Regions from separate parts of the Homo sapiens genome. Here region 2 is linked to region 1. The links are chromatin contacts, found by Hi-C or POLR2A ChIA-PET in ENCODE. All regions are on one chromosome and are shown on one strand. The core of a region is the stretch at or near the end of the contact, and the rest is flanking DNA. Distances in the headings are between cores, read along the strand shown.

The links. A loop is a pair of places that touch in the nucleus more often than their neighbours do. ChIA-PET counts read pairs that join two places held with the same protein, here RNA polymerase II (POLR2A). Pooled maps may share reads with other maps.
Region 2: a pooled map shows a loop between it and region 1 (3-fold over the local background). The contact joins the promoter of DRC5 here to the promoter of MYMX in region 1. A Hi-C loop is called at or near these places in 1 of 37 single-sample maps with no recorded cell type and 6 of 50 pooled maps. POLR2A ChIA-PET finds 5 or more read pairs at or near these places in 2 of 52 experiments (HEK293 and activated CD4-positive, alpha-beta memory T cell).

Annotation. Positions count from the first base shown.
Region 1 is chr6:44,215,645-44,218,466 of GRCh38, forward strand. It overlaps MYMX (myomixer, myoblast fusion factor), which reads left to right and starts at 1,282. Exons shown (of 2, transcript NM_001315494.2): 1 at 1,282-1,324; 2 at 1,806-2,590. The coding sequence starts at 1,828. The coding sequence ends at 2,082. RefSeq lists enhancers at 768-1,653, 1,654-2,539.
Region 2 is chr6:44,296,287-44,298,986 of GRCh38, forward strand. It overlaps DRC5 (dynein regulatory complex subunit 5), which reads right to left and starts at 1,412. Exons shown (of 5, transcript NM_182539.4): 1 at 1,373-1,412. It overlaps AARS2 (alanyl-tRNA synthetase 2, mitochondrial), which reads right to left. Exons shown (of 22, transcript NM_020745.4): 22 at 2,445-2,700. RefSeq lists a silencer at 1,326-1,405.

The DNA.
Region 1 (2,822 bases), core at 32-2,531:
AACACTTTGGGAGGCCAAGACGGGTGGAGCACCTGAGGTCAGGAGTTCGAGACCAGCCTGGCCAACATGGTGAAACCCCACCTCTACTAAAAATACAAAAATTAGCCGGGCATCGTGGCGGGTGCCTGTAATCCCAGCTATTCAGGAGGCTGAGGCAGGAGAATCGCTTGAACCTGGGAGGCAGAGGTTGCAGTGAGCCAAGATCATGCCACTGCACTCCAGCCTGGGTGACAGAGTGAGACTCCGTCTCAAATAATAATAATAATAAATAAATAAAAATTAAAAACAACATAAAACCCAGGCTATAAACCCAAAGAGATATACCCAGCTATCTCATAGAATTTCATTTAATCTGAGGGAGGAAAGCAGGTGGAGGAGAGGGTCTTGAAGTAAGCATCCAAGGGGGAATGCCACCCAGCTGTGTCCAGCTGTGCCCAGCTAGGAGATAGACTGTGCCTCTACTTTTCTTCCCCCAGGAGAGGGCCCACAGGGGCCTGCTTGGGTCCTAGTCTCCCTGTCCCAGCCACTGAGCATGCCTGGTGCTCAGGTGTGTGTGCAGTCTGCAGACTCACTGCTTCTGAGGTTTAGGCAAGTGGGTCTCATATATTGTCCTGTTCCAGTTACTCCTTCCAGTTACTCCCACTTACTGAGGCTACAGCGGAGAGGACTGGAGCCCAGAAGAGTCAACGTTCTTAAGGAAACACAATTAGAAAGTGCAGTCTGGGCTGGGCACGGTGGCTCAGGCCTATAATCTCAGCACTTTGAGAGGTCGAGGCGGGTGGATCACTTGAGCTCAGGAGTTTGAGACCAGCCTGACCAACATGGTGAAACCCTGTCTCTACTACAAATACAAAAAAATTAGCCTGGCATGATGGCACACTCCTATAATCCCAGCTACTTGGGAGGCTGAGGTAGGAGAATCGCTTGAACCCAGGAGGCAGAGGTTGCAATGAGCCGAGATCCTGCCATTGCACTCTAGCCTGGGCAAAAAGAGCAAAACTCTGTCTCAAAAAAAAAAAAAAAAAAAAGAAGAAGAGAAAGAAAAGAGAAAGTGCAGTCTGGGTTCCAACTCGAGGGAAATCCTGCATATGTTCCCTTCCCTCTCCTCCCCCTAGACTGGGAAGTGGGGGCCAGCCCAGCTGCCCGCTCCCCTCAATATACCAGGTGCCAGAACACAGCTGTTTCTTCATTGTTCCCCAACCCAGGCGGACTGTAATTGGTGGGGCAGAGCAGGGCGGGGCTACCCCTGTGCTGAATCCAGTGGGGCTATCTCCACTCCAGGCAAATCCAGCCAGAGACTGATTCTGAGCAGCAGTTCTGCCCGGTGAGAGCTGCCGTGGATTGGTGGGGGTAGGGGACTGAGAGGTCAGGGAGTGTCAGGTCAGGGTGGATCAGGAGCCCCAAAAGAAAAATTGAGAATTGCCTGGAGAAGAACTCCTGCTAGACTGAGGGAGAAGGGTTAGGGAACTCCAGGGGCATTGAGGCTGTGCAAGAGGAGGGGGTGACTAGAGGAAGGGAGGGGCCAGGGAGCAGTAGGAATGCCTGGAGCTGGGAACGGCAAGCTGTAGGTCTTGGTTTACTCTTGCCTTGGTTCAGTCTCCCCATCTGTGCTATGGTGAGAACCTTCCTGCCTCAGCTGCCTTGCCAAGAGAAAGGGCTTCATGAAAGCAAAAATGACCTACAAATTGAGGTCAGGAGCAGGAAGGTGTAAACTGAAGGGAGGGGGAACTCCTGCCCACCCCATGTCCTTGCCAGGTGAGGCAGAACCAGGACATGCAAGCCTAAAGTCTGTGTTGTCTTCCCAGGCACTGACTCACTGGCCCTGCCATGCCCACGCCACTGCTCCCGCTGCTGCTTCGATTGCTGCTGTCCTGCCTGCTGCTGCCTGCTGCCCGCCTGGCCCGCCAATACCTCCTGCCCCTGCTGCGCCGATTGGCCCGCCGCCTGGGCTCCCAGGACATGCGAGAGGCTTTGCTGGGCTGTCTGCTGTTCATTCTCAGCCAGCGACACTCGCCAGACGCTGGGGAGGCCTCAAGAGTGGACCGCCTGGAGAGGAGGGAGAGGTTAGGCCCCCAAAAGTGAGGCCACAAGTCCTGGCAGCAGCTGTATCCACAAAATGCTTTCTTTTGGAGTAGGATAATCCTGGCACCAGCACTGACCGAAGCCTGCCCAGTGGACAGAAGATATAGTGAGGGTTGTGCATGAGAGGGATCTGCCACAGACATGCCTCTCCACTCCCAACAGAAATGTCTTTCTGGAAGAATGCCTTGCATCTAGCACAAAACTGATTATTGCCCCTCTGTCCTCCAGCAGTTCCTCCCAAAGACCACTCCTAATCACCTCTGGCCTCAGGCGGGAGGGGAACTAACACCCACCCACCCCTGCCCTCCCTGCAAATGGGAACATCAAGGTTCCCAGTGCTTAACTGAGGGACAAGTGACAATTTAGCAGAGAGGCAAGATTTGAATCCAGACTGTCTTCCAGACTCAGGACCTACCTTAAAATAATATCTGAGTTGCTTATGGAGGCAGACCTGCCTGCAAAGCCCAGCACTCAGCAAGTGCTCAATAAATATTTGATTTGAATTCTTTCCATGGCTTTGAAAGTCTAATCACCCAGACTGCTGCTCTGCAAAACAGTTTAACCTGGCCTGGCAGTTGGTGGGGGTGGGGGAGAGGAGAGATGGACAATTGTACAAGGGTTTATTTTGCTACCTATTCCATCGTGGTTTCAGTCCTCACAGCCTGGAAGTTGTTTCCCCCTGCTAAGTTTCGGTCAGTATGTCACACTGTGACCCAGAAATGGCTTGAGTCCATCTAGGA
Region 2 (2,700 bases), core at 162-2,661, 81 kb after region 1:
GCCCAGGGTTATACCCTTGGTGCTGACCTAAATAGTCCAGGCTCCCTCTTCCAGTTCACTGCTGGGTATAGGAGACTTCCGCAAGGCTGGACCACTGCCTGCATCCTTTGGAGGGTGCAAGGAGCCCAACAGAGTGCTGCAGAGTGGTGCTCTCCTGCCCCTGGCATATTCCCTCCACAGGAAGTCTCAGGTCTTCTCCATCCTTCCTCAGGTCCCCAGCTAAATCTAACCATTCTGGGTAGGAGCTCCTTCCACCTGCCCTAATGGGAACACGAGGAAGATGCTGTAGGTTTGCATTCTCACCTTCTTGTGCATCACAGTTCTGGTCCTCAACTGTCCCCTCCTCCCTTCCTCTTAGTGGAGAAGTGGAGACACCCGGCCCTCTTTGGGCAGACAGCGCCTCTGTGCCCGGGACACTTCCCCAGGAGCTGGCTTTGCACCCACTGCTCTGACTGCCTTCTCTGCCTTCTCAGCCGCTCCCACCCCAGATCCCCTCAGGAGAGCCCTCCTCTGTTCTCAGGGCTCTGGGCTTTTGTCTACAGCCACCTCCATATCCTTCATGCCCACCATGTCTTACTTTGGGGTAAGTCACTCCCAAGTTGGGAATTCCACTTGTGGAAGGGCAAAAAACTTTCTCCAACTGAGCCTCGGCCCGTGTGCTTGGACTTGGGCTGGGTGAAACCGCCAGTTCACTTACCACAGCCCCTGGGCTGGCCTCCTCCCAACTCCTGACCACTCAGGTCTGTTGTCTCAAAAGTGACTCCAGCGGCTCTGGAGTCTCCCACCCCTCCTCCCTACCTTCAGCTCAGACACCCCAGCAGAGAAGCTCAGCTCCAAAGGCCAGGAGTCCCTCCCCCATCCTACCTGGGGTGTAGAGGCGCTGGCTTCTCCTTGGTAACCCAGGGAAACCGGCAGTGCAGTGGGAGGTAGGGAGATGAGGAAGCTTCCGCACCCGCGGGAGGGATTACAGCCCTCGGGTGATGGGAACGGACGGCCTTTCGGAGAAGCCTAGGGCCCCAGGGCTTGGGACCGCTCTCCTCCACGCCCTACGGATGCCCCACTTTCCCCCTCTTCTTCCCAGTCCCTCCCCTCGCCTCACTCGGATCCCCAGCCCCGGGCCAGACGGTTTGCAGACAGTGACTGTGGTGGGGAGGAGGCGCGGGGCGTCCTCGCGTGGAGGGCGTGGGGTCTCCCGTGGGTACGGACCGGCGCTTCCCCGCCACGGAAAACGCAACCCAGGCAATGGCCGCCCGTGGGCTTCGGGCCGGTGTGGGCAGAGGACGCTAGAGGGGCTCCCGGGCCCAGCCGGCCAGAGGGGGCCCCGATAAGGGAGACCGGGGCTGGGTGTCCCCACTCCCGGAGGTCGCCTCACCCGCTCCGGGAGCCCCGGCGCTCGCCTCACGCAGAGTCCCGCGCGCCGGCGCAGGTCTTTGTCGTTGGGGACGCCCCGCGTTGCTAGGAGCGGGCCGGGCCGGGAGGACGAGCGCGCCGCTGCTTCCTCCGCTGCCGCTGCCGCTGCGCGCCAGGCACGCGGCTTACTCGCGCGCAGGGTGGCCAGGCCCGGCCTCGGGACGGTTCCGTGGAAGCGGCCGCTTTGCGGGTAGTGGGACTGTGGCCTTGCGCTATGCCCTGTGCTTCCGTGGGACGTGTCTAGGAACGGGTGGGCTTTCTGCGGGAGGCGGGGGTCGGGCAGGGCTGCTGGTCTGGAGTGCTTGTGCTCTCTTGGTAGCTTTTGTGTGGCAATGGATAGGGAGCTGGTCCAGGAAAAGCGTCTGTGGAAGAAGAGGAGGGTGGACGCACCTTCTCCAAGGCACCTGTAGAAGTCACTGGAACTCCCGTGAGGCCTCCTGTTGACCTTAGGCCCTGCGGGAGGGAGGGCACCTTCCACCTTTCCCCCAGCTGAAGGTCTGGTACCAGACGCAGGAAGGTTCCAGGCCAACACAGCGCTCCTTCACACAGTCCATGCCCTGTGCCAAACTCTCTTCCAGCCCTGGCGCGACAAGATGTGGTTGGGGCCCCAGATCTCCTGGAGGGCGAGAGGGACAGACCAGAGGGACGGCTAGTAAAAAAAAAGAAATTGGCCTTCAGGAAGGGAGAGGCAGCCAGGGTGGCGGGGCTTTCAAAGGGTAGCTTTGACTTCAGCTCTGCCGAGGACTACTAGTTGGTTACCCTGGATGAACATCTCGAAGCTCTGTTAACTCATCAATAAATCAGGGGTGCCAAAACTCATCTTGGCGCTCGCGGAGGAGCTTGAACCTGGGCCTGTGGTGAGCACTGCTAAACAGGCTACTGCCCCAGTGGCCAGGATGCTGCTTTGCAAGCAGTGAGGGGCCAGGCACCCGGGATTGGGTCCCTTCAAGCCCTCAGCAGTGCCTTACCAGCAAATCATCAGTGCCTTAATTAGAATGAGAAACTGCAGAAAATGATGCCAGGCGGGCCCACGCTGCTCGAATAATTTTTACTAGACAGAATTTGGTAGCCAGGGAGCCCTTGATTTGAAGATGGATCCCCTGAGGCCCTTTCCTTCATCTAGCAACAGAGATCTAGGAACAAAGGCAGAGGTCCAAAGTCTGGCTGTCTGAGGTGGACTCATTCTGGTAGGGAAGGAGGGCTTTCCTCCATCTCTGCTTCCTCCTGCTTTGAAGTGCCAATTTTCAGCTTCAGCTCAGGCTTGAGGCAGGTGCTGTACAACTTGTTTTA